Regions from separate parts of the Homo sapiens genome. Here region 1 is linked to region 2. Evidence: chromatin loops called from intact Hi-C (ENCODE). Cell type or tissue: A673. All regions are shown on one strand.

Evidence for each region. Peaks named below come from ENCODE experiments on the same cell type or tissue, not always from the same donor. Only the 100,000 strongest peaks of a DNase experiment are listed, where the experiment ranks them.
Region 1: it touches region 2 in a loop (4-fold over the local background); 2 of 110 quality-filtered maps call a loop at or near these places.

What each region holds. Positions count from the first base shown.
Region 1 is chr9:28,400,492-28,408,491 of GRCh38, reverse strand. All of the region lies in intron 4 of LINGO2 (leucine rich repeat and Ig domain containing 2), which reads left to right. Among named protein-coding and RNA genes, the nearest start is that of MIR876, 460 kb to the left of the region's middle. In A673, no CTCF peak of the experiment used is centred here; no DNase peak of the experiment used is centred here.
Region 2 is chr9:28,461,125-28,469,124 of GRCh38, reverse strand. The region is part of intron 4 of LINGO2 (leucine rich repeat and Ig domain containing 2); the gene reads left to right. Among named protein-coding and RNA genes, the nearest start is that of MIR876, 400 kb to the left of the region's middle. In A673, no CTCF peak of the experiment used is centred here; a DNase peak (open chromatin) is centred at 4,484.

The DNA.
Region 1 (8,000 bases), 61 kb after region 2:
TTTCCAGCTTCATCCATGTTGAATGACTTTGAGAAAGTTAGGAAGCATCCCTGGTCCTGAGTTCCCTGATGTAGAAATAAAAGCATAATCCTCTGGAGGCTTTTCCAAATCTACCAGTCCACGTTGAAACTAATAATAGTGATAATACTCAAGATATTTCTGGTGTTTCTTATTTGCCATGCAATGTATTAAGTGCTCTGTAAAGTGATCTCAGTGAAGCAAACATATAGAGGAAAATATTTACAATATTCATAAACATTTTCTTGCTTTCCACATGAAAAAGCTGAAATTTAAAGGAGATAAATGATGTACCCAAGGGTACCTTGTAAGTTACTGACTCTATATGAACCTAGACGAGTGTTGGTTTTACCCAACAGTCCCTCAGCACTGCCTCCTCCCTTTACAGATAACAGGGTTGTTGAAAAAATTTTAAGCAAATTAGTAAAATAGTCAGACTGCTTCTCTTTTCTGTCTTTCTCTCCCTCCCTCCCTCTCGCTGTACTCTTACTACTCCATGAGTTACTTTGCCCAGTCAAGGACTGGGCTTTCTGTACACTATTTCAAATGCACATTGTTTTACAAGTTTTTATTCTGTTAGAATGCTTTGGCCAACAAAGAAGACTTCATTGGGGTGAATCTTATGGTCTGCTTGCTTCACAGAAAGATTTATGGATAAGACTGAGATACAGACTTATTTGTAAAATTATAGTGATTCAGTAAATATAATGTAAGGAAAAGGTTAACAGTTGATTTTAATGAAATCAGGCATCCTCCTGAAATAGAACCATTCTCTCCTTCTCCCCGCTTTTTCAACCTTCCCTTTAGCATGCGTCATTTCATACTTTCACACTTGTTTTGCTATGTGCTGCAAATTAGCAGAAACCCTTAGGAAAATTTGCAAGTGTTGGCAACAAATCCAAGCTTCCTTTCTTAAGTTGTGTGCTGTGGCCTTAGAAACCTCTCCTCTGTGATAACCAGAATCTTGGCACAGGGACTTAGGTGAGCTGAGAAATGTGCGTCTGTGCTTTTAATTCTGTGTAATCATTTGCCTCCAAATAGGGCCATTCATTAAGGAGCAATAATAACCTTTGAATAGTGCTTTACACATTTATGGCTAGCCTTTCAGCCCTGCCTTGCTGAGTTACAAGTAAGTGAATTTTCCATATCATAAGTGATTTTTTTCTATAACCTTACTCTGGCTCATTATATTTTTCTATCTTTTTTTTCTCTTTGCCTCAATTATTCCTTAACCTGCCCCTCCCTCCTTTTTTTATTGTTTTTAAATTATTTTCTTTCTTTTCTTCCCTTTCTTATGTCCTTCCTTCTTTCCTTATCTTGATAAATAGTTTATGCACCACTATAAACTATCATAAGTGCATACATATTTATATATGCATCTCTATATATAGGGATATACATATAGCCCTAGAAACAAAAATGTAGTAGTATCATATATTCTTTCTTATAAAACTTAGCCCCTGCAGTTGGAGATTTCTTTAGTAACTGCACCCAACACAGGAATTAAGAGACTAATTGGGATTTTTGCTGGTGGTTATCTTGAGTGTCTGGACTATAGAATCATCATGAACTCTAAAAGCCAAGTATCAGTAGCACAATGCAGTTGGAAATTTCTTTTACCTGGACCAATGTTGGTGGGAAGAATGAATTAAAATAGCTTTTTCACAGTACCTTTATAAAATCTAGAAACATGTTTATCCTTGTTGTATATTTAACTTGGTCCTTAAAGAACAAATAAGAAATAATAATAAGAACAATTTGGTTGGAGAATGCTGCAGATGGATTCATGTTTGTCTAGAAATGTCAAAGCAAATTTTCTGAAGTATACATAGTCAGAATCTGGTGGAGATAGAGTAGGGAGAGTTGTTTTCACCTGTTCTGTTAATTAATCTGAATATATGGTTTTATTATATAGAAATGAAGAAAATAGAGGATGCATAAAGAGAATAGCAAGCTAATGTCTGGCTGGAAATGGTCATCAATTAAATACATTTAGCCATAATGAAAGGCAAAGATTGACAGGTAGTAGCAACATTCCAGAAATCTTTTTTGGATTTCTGGCTGCCAGGCTGGAGTGCAGTGGCATAATCTTGGCTCACTGCAACCTCTGCCCCCTGAATTCAAGCAATTCTGCCTCAGCCTCCCAAGTAGCTGAAACTACAGGCGTACACCACCATGCCCAGCTAATTTTTATATTTTTAGTAGACATGGGGTTTCACCATGTTGGCCAGGCTGGTCTTGAACTCCTGACCTCAAGTGATCTGCCCACCTCCTCCCTAAGTGCTGGGATTACAGGCATGAGCCACCGCACCCAGCCGCACATTCCAGAAATCTCGAATGTAAGTCAAAACTTCAAATTCTATCCAATGAACAACGATATGTCAAGGGAATTTTGAAAACAAGGAATTAGAATAAAGATAAGAAAAATATGAATGCATTGGTAGTGCAGGAAGGAACTAGAGTCCTGGAGAAAAATTAGAAAGCTATTGGCATATTTAGGAATTAAAGTACCTTAATACCTTGCTAATAGCCAGCCATTTAATAAATGCTCTTTGGTTGAATGAATAAAGGAATGAGGTAACCTTTAGTCTACACACGGTTGGTGAAATAAAAAATAAAAAGGAAGGAAGAAAAACGGAGTCATATAAAAACCATAGAGAAGGCTTAAGTATTGATTGGAGGTGGGAAATGAAGAGAAGGAAGAGATAAAAATGCCCTGACACCAATGTCTGGAAACTTGATAGAAAGAGAAGTTTGTCTTATTCTAAAAACAACCACTTCTAAAACCATTTTCAATGGATAACTAAAACAAGCACAGCAATAAAGTAATTCTATTTTACTCTCCTCCTTTTACTTCTAGAATGTGTATATGTATATGTCTGTGTGTTTCTATTATGTGGTAAATGCTACAAATCTAATAGTGATAGAGGTAAATTTAATACATTTTTAAATGGAGGAAAAGCTACCTACATGAAGGAATTGGTGAGGTTGGTACTAGAAATAACAAATTAAATTGAATTTGATGTGACAGTAAGACCTCTAACTAGAGGCGATGGGCCCAGACTCCCCTGAGAAGACAGGAATGAAGACACAGTTTTAGAGTTAACTATGATAGAGGTTTCAGAATGAGCACTCTCTTTGAAGGACCCAATTCTATTTCAATTGAGAGGACACATATTAATATAACAATGTCGAATAATAATACAGTGTTGCTAAAGCTCAAGAGAGAATAAGAAATAAAATGCCTTAAATTAAATATACAAGTTACGTAATATATATTAGTGTTCTTTGAAAGTTTTAAACTTGCAGAATATTAAAATGTCAGTGAACCTAATCAAAGACTTCTACAATAAGATCCCTTGGCAGGGATTTGGTTTTCAGTGTTTTCTTTCTATATCTCCTAACGAGAAAGGCACACTTCTCCTTATTGAGTTAGATCTTTTTAAATTTAATTGAAAATTAAATTTCCGCTGGCTTGCTCCAAATGAAATTCCTCAGTCAAAGGTTTATATGGCAAGCTCAAAGGTGTAGTCCTTCTGGAATTTTACACACACACACACACACACACACACAAAGCGGCTGAGCCTCTAGTTTTAACAGCAGTCACATTCTTCCATACATTTCAGTAGCTACTACTTTCTACTCTAAAAGTCACTGCAGCTCACTTATGGATGAAATTATTCAGCCTTGCCATACCTACAGTGGCAAAAAATGATTACACAAAGTGAGATTACAATAAAGAGCTGATTGTCAAGCCTGAATGCAGGTGCCCAAGTGATGCAAGTATGCCTGGAATATTTCAAAAGAAATTTATGTCAAAAGAAATATTCCAGGGATATTCCAGGGAGAGGCAACATTTAGCCTCTCACTAGCCAAGCTTTAGCTCAGCACAGTAGTGCTATAGGTTCTCATACTTCATATATATTTTTTCTTTTGAATATAATCACATACATTTTATGGTACATTGTAGAAATTCATTTCTGACAGAATATTCTTTTTAGTAATATAATTTAGAGTAAATAACATCTATGAGACTTTCAGTTTTCAAATGCTTGAAATAGACTACCTGTTAGGTTTAATAATTTTTTAAAAAGAAAATTAAGTTAATAAAGTAAGCTGATTTTTTTTCTTTAAACCTCTACCACGAATCATTTGGAGAATATATTTATTCATCTTTTATAGAAAAGAGCAACATATTGTTTTAATAATACAAAAAAGTACAGAAATAAGCAATGAAAGAAAGCTTACTTATTAGCATGTGCTGAAAGAAAGAAACAAAAAAGACAGCTTTGAAGAAAGTAAGTTGAGATATAGGGGTATATTTTTAAAGATATTTGGGGCAAAAATTATGAATGTGTATTAGCAAAGAAAAGTTATTCATACATGAGTGTTACCAACTTCTACTTGGTTTTTAAGGGGAAAAGATTTTGGCTTATTGGGTCAGGTTGTGGGCGTCCTTTGGTATAAAAAAATAGGTAAAGACAGAATTAGAGAGATAATTAAAGAAAGCAGAGAGACTAAATTAATCTTCATCTTAAGGAATTGGGAGAAGAATAGAGATGATGCCAAAAAAAGGATTTAATTCCATTTAAAAAATCTTATATTCATATTCCATGTGCAAATAACTGTAGCAAGTGTTTCTAGGGTATATTTGAGTAGGATCCAGTCCCTGATCTCCAACAGGCTCACAATTTTATAGGCAGGAACCAAATTACTATTATGTAAACTCTGCTTCTTGCCAAACTAGATTAAAGTTTCATGCATATTATTCTGGGCGTCCAGGAAAAGTTGAGGTCATCCTTTGAAAAAAAAAAAAAAAGGAGAGGGGTGGCATTGTCATAATTATTTAAAACAATAGCATTTTAGTCATTCTTTGAGAACAGGGTAGGGCCTCGATAAGTTTAGAAGAGGTTAAATAAAGGTATTGCGGGCAAAGACAACAATCATAATTACTGCATTTGTCAGAATCCTGGCAGGACAGGTGGCACCCCAATGATATACATTACCATTTCTAGAACAGAAAGAGCCAGAAGAGCTAGCTGTCAGACCTGAAGAGAAGGTGTAGCCATGAGAAATAGCCACCTTATAGAAGCTGCAGCCTTTGACAGAATAATGCAACCCCTGCCATCCTGTAGAGGAGCTGGGAGGGAGCCTCGGGAATAAATACTCCAAAGATTCCTCTCCATTCATCTCCTACAGGAACCTCTCTTTGCACTACTCCAACCAGACACCAAAGAGAAAGGAGCCCATTAATTAAGTCCATGAAGTTCAGCATTTTGGAATACAGAGCCAGTGGGAAAAGTACGAGGCAAATCTGGAGCAGCAGAGGGGAAATATTCAGCCAGCACAGTCATTATCACCTTTATCATCACTACAGTTGACTAATTATCAAAGTTATCTTAATGAAAGTTCACATGTGTTATCTCATTTATTTTTCACAAAAACCCTAGATAGGGTATCATTATTTTATGCATTAAGAATCTGAGGCATTGAAAAGCCTAGTAACTTGCTTTTCATACTACAACTGTTAAGTGGTAGAGACCCGATGTGATTTTGCCAAAACCCTGCTTTTTCTACTGCACATTCTACCTTCTTTTCAATGAAAAGGCTAAAAGTGTAAGGTGTTTGGGAACTATCCTGTTGAAATGTTGCTGAAGCAGGGGGTCCACTGAGAAAGAAGACAGAAAAAACGTGATGGGAAAGATAGCCTGGGATATAGTGGGGGAAAGGGTTGTCTCTCATTGTGTGCATGTCATGTCAGATGTGTGCCTTAGAAAAGGACCTTTGTAGAGTTAATTCTGATCTAAACAGAGATGATGTGTTGGAGGAGAGAGTGAAGGAGAGCAGATACCTAAGAGGAAAAGAAGAGAGGAAGGAAGGGAGGGAAGGAGGGAGAGGGAAGAAGGAAGGGAGGAGAAGTGGGGCAGAGAAGATAGGAGGCAGTGTACGGATCTGCTGGAAAGATTCTTCATGGCAAAAAGTTGTAAAATCATTGATGATTTTTGTTATACTTGTCATTCGCTGTTTTTTGACACCTTGATGATGATTTCTTATTTTCTAATCTCACTTTTTTCAATGTTTTATCTTCTACTCTGCATTAGATTTATATATAATATGAAGTTTTAACTGCGACTATTCCTCTTTTCACATACTAACACTTTTTTCAACAAATAGGGGGGAAAGAAAAGAGAGAGGAAATACAAATAAAAGAAAATACAATTTGTTCTTTGTTTCATAATGCCTATCCTAAGTTATTGTTTTTTCTTTAGTTGTGTGGCTATAAGTACTCATAAAATGACAAAATAGATAAGGGAGGAGATCCCAGGCTGCATGACATTAACTGTATCCACCTGGGTGGGGTTTTAGAATTGCTTGTGTTGCCCTAGTGAGGCCTTGGTCACTTAAATGCCAAAAAGCTAGTCTTTCCTTATAAATCTTATCCTTTTTTTCAATCTAAAGAACACTTAAATATATTTACAAGAAAAAAACACAACCCCATCAAAAGGTAGGCAAATGATATGAACAGACACCTCACAAAAGAAGATATTTATAGGGCCAACAGATATATGAAAAAAAGCTCAACATCACTGATCATCAAAGAAATACGAATCAAAACCACAGTGAGATACCATCTCATGCCAGTCAGAATGGCAATTATTGCAAAATCAGGAAATAATAGATGCTGGCGAGGCTGTGGAGAAATAGGAATGCGTTTACACTGTTGGTGGGAGTGTAAATTAGTTCAACCATTGTGGAAGACAGTATGGCAATTCCTCAAGGACCTAGAACCAGAAATACCATTTGACCCAGCAATCCCATTACTGGGTAGATACCCAAAGTATTATAAATTATTCTACTATAAAGACACATACACACATATATTTACTGTAGCACTATTTACAATAGCAAAGACATGGAACCAACCCAAATGCCCATCAGTAACAGATTGGATAAAAAAATTTGGTACATATATACCATGGAATACTCTGCAGCCATAAAAAGGAATGAGATCATGTCCTTTGCAGGGACATGGATGAAGCTGGAAGCCATCATCCTCAGCAAACTAACACAGAAACCAAAAACCAAACACCACATGTTCTCACTCATAAGTGGGAGTTGAACATTGAGAACACATGGACACAGGGAGGGGAACAAGACACACCAGGGCCTGTTGGGGGTTGGGGGTAAGGGGAGGGAGCTTAGAGGATGGCTCAATAGGTGCAGCAAACCAGCATGGTACAAATATACCTATGTAACAAATCTGTACAGTCTGCACATTTATCTCGGTTTTTAAGAAATAAAGGAAAAAAAAGAACATTTAAAATCTTAATTGTACCCTTGTTTTGTCACTACATGTCTTTCACTTATTCATAAAATATAACATTATATTTTGTTTTTCATATATAAACATTGTACATATGATTATTAATAATGCAAACACATTTCCGTATGTTAATGTTATTGGTGTTTAGGAGCAGTCACCTTGATTCAATGTCCATGAAAGAAATAAAAAACAGAAAAAATGATTTCAAAAGATCTGTTCAGACTTTTGCAGAACATAAAAAATTAAAATATATCTTTCCAATTATTTGCAGTTCTGTGTAACATTCAAACACCCTCATATGTTGAATTAATTTATTTTTCAGAACTTCTTACATGCTCCCTTTACCTTACTCGTGTTGTTCTCTTAAATTTCATCTTTTGTTAATGTTTTCCTGCACCTGCATTAAGCTTTAAGTTTGAGAAAGCCACTATCAACCATCATTAATTACCCTTTTGTCTCAACTCTTCTTTGTTCATGGGTACCTTTGATAATTATTTGTTCAAGGTTTGAGCTATCAAAACACTATGCATAGAATATTATTAACGATACCTTACAATGCATGTTGTTTTACAAGGCACTTTTACATCCCTTAGTCATGTTATTCTTAACTCTCCAACAAACCAGTTGTTTAAACCAGTGATATACTGGTAAATGTTTT
Region 2 (8,000 bases):
GTTCTTTTTTATGATTTCTATATTTATCGATATTTTAATTATGTTCATATATTGTTTCTCTACTTCCTTGAATTTTCTCCACATTCTTCTTTTGCTCTTAGAGCATATTTAAGACAATTATTTTAAAGTCTTATCTAGTGAGGCTGATGTGTGTGTTTCTTTAGAGACAGTTTCTGAAAGTTAACTTTGTTCCTTTTGATGGACCGTATTACCCTATCTCTTTGAATGCTTTATGATATTTTTGTTGAAATTTGGTCATTTAAAAAAGAGGCCACATCCCTCAGTTTTTGCACACTGGCTCTGTGCAGGGGAAAACTTACTAATCAATGTAATATGAACACATAAAGTCCTCTGAGACCTTTTCTGAGCATATATTCTGTCTGAGCATGTGTGTATGCTTTTCCCTCTTATAAATACTGTAGAACTGTGATTGCTTTCCAGAGCTCCTAAAAACCTGTATTAGTCAGTCTGTTGTTTTTAATGTTCCTGTGGGTAAACAAGGGCTTGGAGCTTTCTAATCTACCAACTTGCAGATGTCACTCACAGACCCTGTTATGTTTCAAGGAGTCTCAACTCAGCTTCTTCTTGGGGCCTTAGATGTTCTACTGTATTATTTCCCAATAATCTCTTACCTTCAGTTTCTGTGGACCTGCAACTTCCCCTCTCTCCTGCAGTTTTTGCATGCATGCCACTGGTTTACATGGTTTCTAGCCTAAGATCCCAACTATACTACTGTTTCCTCTTCTGAGTTCCAAGTAAGGAGAGTGAGAAACTAGTGCCTTGGCAGTGCTCACACTGGTTATAACCTTGCAAATATGATCTACTTCGCTCTTTCTGGTCCAAGTGAGGGAACTGGGTATTGACATCATCTTCCACCTGTGAAGCACAACATAGGATAAAGAATGGGGCAAAGGCAAGTAAAACACTATGAAATTTCTTACCATTTTTAATGTGGCTTTTTCTTGATTGGGCATTTGCTTGGTTTCTGTAGATTTTTGACTATCAGATATACTATTAAATTATATAAATCAGTCTATAAGTTTATCTATTTATTTTAGTGTTTGTTTTCTGTGATGGATAAAAGGGCTTTGAGCTTTCTATTCTGCTACTTTCCTGATTATTTTTTAAAAGTTTTTAACAAAATACATTGTGAATGTAATACAATATTGTATATTTTGTATATTATTTTGATATATGATTTCAGCATTGGAAATAATTTCAATGACTTGAAAATATGTTATAAGCCTTTCAAACAGGGAAAGCAGAATTAGTTAGTTATTCATGTTGACACAGTTGTATTATGTTATTTCCTACTCTAATATATGACTCAAAGGTAAAGATTAATTTTTCATGTGACTTTTATTTGCAATCTATGACCCCAATAAGCACTGTGTTGAATTAGGCTTCTTTAAAAAAATTCCAGTGGATCAACCAATTTTTACTCATTAAAAATAATAAAAAATAATAATATGTAATAAAAATATTTACTTCTTCAATTTTACTGTAGTTTTCTAGTTTTAATCAGTTTGTTGTTCAAACAAGCAACAGTGTTATAAGCTAACTTTTGAAGGAGAAAATGCATGCTATGGTATTTAAGGAATTGTGGTTCATTTTAGATATATGATTTCAGCATTAACAAAGAAGAATTCCAATGACTAAAAAATATGTTATAAGCCTTTCATCATAGGGAAAGCAGAATCTATACGTTTCTCATGTCAATATTGTTTTCACTATGTTGTTTGCTACTCTAGTATATGATTTGAAAGGAGAAAGAGCTGAGGTTAAGAGTCAGCTAGGGGGCCAGGCATGGTGGCTCACACCTGTAATCCCAGCACTTTGGGAGGCCGAGGAGGGCAGACTACGAGAGGTCAGGAGATCGAGACCATCCTGGCTAACACGGTGAAACCCCATCTCTACTAAAAATACAAAAAATTAGCCAGGCGTGGTGGTGGGTACCTGTAATCCCAGCTACTCGGGAGGCTGAGGCAGGAGAATGGCGTGAACCCAGGAGGCGGAGCTTGCAGTGAGTCAAGATGGCGCCACTGCACTCTAGCCAGGGCAACAGAGCGAGACTCCGTCCCCCCCCCCCAAAAAAAAAGAGAGTCAGCTAGGGTTATTTTTATTAGTGGAACAAATCCACCCACTTTGCCTTTGTATCTCATCAGCAGAGTTAGTTTGGATTAAGTGTGTATAAACAATAATTTTAGTCATTTTTAACCAGTTTGTAACACCATTTCTAAAGTTCAACAATATGCATGTGATACAGAGATAGCTGGATAATTTTATTCATGCCTTGTGTTCAATTTAATAAAAGAGAAAAACACTTTGAGTTAAAGTCACACTTTTAGTGAAATGGAATGCTGTCTTTTTTTAATTTATAATTATTGTGGGTACAGAGTAGGTATATATATTTATGGGGTATATGAAATATTTTGATAAAAGCATAAAATGTGTCATAGTCACATCAGAGTAAATGGGGTATCTATCACCTCAAGCATCTATCCTTTGTATTACAAACAGTCCAGTTGTACTCTTTCATTTATTTCAAAATGTACAATTAAATTATTACTGACAATAGTGACACTGATGTGCTATCAAATACTATATCTTATTAACTCTATTATTTGTACCCATTTATCATCACCACCTCCCCCTCTTCCACCTACCCTTCCCAAACTCATCATCTACTCTCTGTCTCATGAACTATTTTAATTTTTATCCTCCACAAATAAATGAGAACATGATCAGTTTGTCCTTCTGTGCCTGGCTTATTTCATTTAGCATAATGACCTCTGGTTCCATCCATGTCACTGCAAATGATGGGATCAGCCATCTTTTTTATGGCTGAATAGTACTTCACTGTGTATATGTACCACATTTTCTTTATCCATTCATCTGTTTGTGGGCATGTAGGTTGTTTCCAAATCTTGACTATTGTGAACAGTGCTGCAATAAACATAGGAGTGCAGGTATCTCTTCAATATACTGCTTTGTTTTTTGGGGGAGTATCTACCTAGCAGTGGAATAGCTGGATTATATGGTAGCTCTGTTTTTAGTTTTTTTTTTGAAACCTCTGAACTGTTCTCCATAGTGGTTGTACTAATTTACATTCTCACCAACAGTGCACAGTGGTTCCCTTTTCTGCATATCCTCATCAGCATTTGTTATTGCCTGTCTTTTGGATAAAAACCATTTTAACTGGGGTGACAGGATATCTCATTGTAGTTTTGATTTGTATTCCTCTGATGATCAGCGATGTTGAGTACCTTTTTCATATGCCTGTTTGCCATTTTGTGTCTTATTTTAAGAAATGTCTACTCAGATCTTTAACCCATTTTTGACTGGATTATTCAATTTTTTCCTATAGTGCTGTTTGAGCTCCTTATATATTCTGGTTATTAATCCCTTTTCAGAAGGGTAGTTTGCAAATATTTTCTCCTATTCTGTGGATCGTCTCTTCAATTTCTTGATTGGTTCCTTTGCTATGCAGAAGCTTTTTAACTTGATATTGATATGAACAGGAAGCAGGGAAATATTGGGTAAAAGAGGGCGGAGTCCCTGGCAAGGGCTCCACCCTCAAGCCTGAATTTGTGGCCCTAAGTGAGAACTTCACTTCCCTGTTTTCCCAACCAAATGTTGCCTTTTGGCCTACCATGCCCCCTATCTTGTGCTCATAAGAACCCCAGATCCCAAACTCAGCGCACACACACAAAAGAAAGAAGCATCTGAACGTTGAGAGGAGAAGAAGCAGCTGGACATCAGAGACAACGGTCAGAGAGGAGTTCAGCCGGGGATGGTTAGGCCGCCTTCCCACTTTATCCCCTTGCCAGCTTTCCATCCTACTGAGAGCCACTTCCACCACTCAATAAAATTTCTATGTTCACCATCCTTCAAGTCCTTGTGACCTCATTCCTCTTGGAATGAGAGGACAAGGACCCAGGTATGGGTGCAAGACGCTGTCACACTGACTCTCCACTGAGCTGTTTTAACACTTAAGCCATCCACAGACAGCAAAACAAAGAGTACACTGTAACACTCACCCTTTCAGGATCCAGAGGTCGCATGCAACCTGTAGACACTGCCACAGGCCTGTATGTGGGGCGGGGGGGCGGCGCCCAAAGTTACTTGCCCCTGCTCCTGCACCTTCTCACCTGTGTGCTCCTACTCCCACAAGGGTTTTGAGCACTGCGGGCTGAGTAAGCAAGCCACCCCTTCATGAGTCCCACAAACTGGTCAGGGGAACTATCCTGTCTCAATATTATTCCATTTGTCTATTTTTGTTTTGATTGCCTGTGCTTGTGGGGTGTTGCTCAAGAAATCTATGTCAAATCCAATGTTGAAATGTTGTCTTGGAAACCTTAAGTAGTGAGCTATTAAGTAATTTTCTATAGCCAAGTTCCCCACTCTAAAATAAAAAGCCGATGATGGCCTTTACCAAGAATTTCTAAGAGTTTCTTTAACAATACAGTAAAATAAATTGAGAGGAAATACGGAAGTTATGACCTATTCATTTAGGCATGTTTATTTTCCCTGAAATTATACCCCAGATGTCATTAATACATTTCTTCCACAAACACATGGCTTTCAAAGCAGGAACATTTTTAGTTTTGCATATAAGGAACTGTATATTTAACATATTCTTCAGAAACAAAAATCATTGAGGATGACAGCCATGTACAGCAAACGAAAACAACCATTAGTAGGTGTTATTAAACAGAAGATTGAATGTTCATTCATCCAAACAACTATAATATAAAACTTAGATTTATTTTGTATTAATTTATGTTTATTCTTCAAGAAAACTGAACATGGAAAAGCCTTCTGATTATAACTACTTTCTTGGCAGATAAACAGGGAGATAACAAAGTAGTTATAGTGTAACACAGGAATAGAATTTATGCCAATCACTCTGTAGCTTAGATCCTATGTTGTATAAAATACATTTGCTAATTTAATTACATGGGAAAATATTGAAATATTGTATTATGAAATAATAATTCATACCATAGACTACAAGAATTGTGAGGTCGTTTCCCTGAACAGAATATTGTCTTCCCAACCTTAAGTGTTAGGGAAATGTTTTGTCTTGATAAATATGCAGAAAACCCTAGCAATATTTTGATTCTCTATAACTTATGGATTTCCTCCTTATACAGGCATAATGTGAAGTACATTAAGATGAAAACAGGCTCATTTCCTCTAACTTTAAATAAAAAATAATTATCTTTATTGTGACAGGGAGGAGTGAATACAAGGTGCTTTAAATGTATTGGCTCTGTTAAAGATATTTTTTCCTGCCAAATGCACTCAATTAAAACAGCTATCATAGGCTTACCCTATTTTCAGTAAATCATCATTTTTTTTCATTTTATTTTTATGATTGAATTATAAAACTCTTCAATGGCTCATCTTGGCTCTCTCCCCTTCCCTGAAGCCATCTTAAGTGAATATTTTTGTATACAACAGCACAAACATGCACACATATTTGTCTGTGTAAGGTCAAGTAAATGTCCATGATTTTTCCTTTATGGCAGTTCAGATGACCTTTTACAAGCCATTTGCCCCTAATACTCAAGTCTTAAACCCTCCTATTTAATTTACATTACTTGATCTTTTTGTCAGTAGAAATGAAAAGTCCTAGTATACCTATAATCCAGACTATCCATGGGCAAAATTGGAAGACAGGTGAACACTTTTCTCATTTTTCTTCATCCCATTTTTCTTTCTTTTTTACTTATTTATATATTTTTTGGCCTTTTGGTGCCAGTGTTCTTTTGTTCTGCCATCCCACTCATTCAAAAAATCGATTATAGTTCAGGCATCAGACAAAAGAGATTTGATAAATTTCTTCACACTAAATTGAAAGTAATGGCTAAGCTCTCCTATACAATGTCATTTTTCCTTTAATACGTGATGTTACATATCTAGGTAAAGAATTATAGATACCAATAACAAAGACTAGGGTAACTTGTGAAACAATAAAATTTGTTGCCCAAACCAAGAAACTTTTGATAGGAAAAAAAAAAGCGCTATTAATCACTCCCTGAGGATAATAGTGTAAAACAGAAGTGTCTTTTGTAAACCAGAAACTAAATGTCATCTTCTAGCCCTAGTATTCTTTGTTCAGGATATTTAACCCTGTATGTAGTTCCCACGATTTGCAGACATACACTGTCTTGCAAAACTTAATGTTAAAAGACATTGCTCTTTAAGGTGTCACCAAGTTGGCTTAGAAATCCTATGATGGGTAATTTTTTTCAATTTTTAGTTCAGAATAGATAGTTCCTTGGAAAAATCCTCAGAACTTAATTACCACTCACAACCAAGTTACTCTATGAATCCACATTACTTCATTGAGCCACTGTTTCCTTGTTTTTAAAATTGTGGGGGGAGGTAATTAAACTAGAAAATGCCCAAAGATATTTTCATCACTAATATCCTATGAGTGTGAGCAAGAATTATGATTAATTTTTATCCCTTCAATAAATAATAGCACAAACTAAAAAATCATTTATATGTAATCTATGTAAATTTTTGGAGCCCTGTAAAATAATGGTTGAAGAGAAAGGTGACAGAAATTTACAACTCCATTTTTTCCCCCTATTTGTGGTCTTCAATTGTGGACCAAGTGTGCTTGATCCCTTTCAAAAGTGAGATGTCATTGCAAATTGCAAACTCAGGTATAATTTTTTTTTTTTTTTTTTTTTTTTAGCTAGAGCATGATGAATGTTATTCTAGTGTGTGACCCTTTCTGCTGATTGTAAAATGAAAATAAGGGCATTGGTTTTTGTTTTATTTGTAAAAAAATTGTTAAAAATCAAATTATCTGCCATAATTCTGTATTATTTAAACTGAAATAATTTCACCTTAGGGATTCTGCAACAGTTACTAACAATTATAATGGCAGCTAAATGACTGTTCTCTCTTCATCTAACCCTAATGGACAGAGTCAGGTTCTCTGGGAAATCCATTCAGTTACTCTGATTCTATGAGATTAGAAGGTAGCATGACTTAGGACTTATGTAAACAAAGATAAAGATAAAGAATAGTGTTGAGATAAGACATAACATTAGAGGAGAATGAATACAGATTTTGAAAGGAGACAGATGATGCTTCAAATCTTGGCTCTGTGGTTGCTCAGTTTGTAACATTAGACTAAGTCACTGATTCTCTTTCAGCCTATGTTCCCTCATCTGTAAAATGGACTGCTGACATCTAATAACTCACAGAGTAGTTAAAAAATTTAAATGAGATAAATATGTAGAGCTGTCACCATTGCTGTAATGTCATAGACTGCACAACAATTACTTTTCTTTGCCTGAGAGTCATTAACAGATATAATCAGGAACTACTACTTGCCTTTGGAGCCTGATGTTTTTGTAACTTTTGTCCATATTAGACTCTCAGAAACTATCCTCTTACTCTCCTCTCCACATCCCTGCAAATAAAAACAACAATGACATTGATTCACAGACTGTGCTAAGTCAGATCAGCTGATGCATCAGCTGTAGGGAAGTGAGCCCTATCTTTCAGGACATCAATTCTCAATATTTGTTACTCATTAGAGCAATTGTTTACATCTTTAAGAATCTAACATTTCTTTTTATTTTCATGTTTTAGTTATTTCCAGTCAAGAAAAAATAATACATGCCCAACCTAAGTCATTAGGACTTTGTTTGATACAAAATGTGTTGCTATTTTTGATGGAGTAAACACAAATTTAAGATACCCTGTATGGCCAGGAAACACCATTTCAGAAAGCCACGAAGTAAATGATAGTGAGGGATGAATGGTAGGGAGAGAGCACTGAGACTGTGAAAATACTGCTTGTATAGCACTTTAGGCTCCTAGTGAGGCAGATCAAGAATTGTCTTATTATCTCGATATTGTATAATATGTTTCAAAAAGCCCATCCGGAACATTATTTTGATTTGTATTCCTTTAGAATCAACTTCAATTTCCAGTACTATCTTCTATCATTTTATGTTGTTATAAAAGTG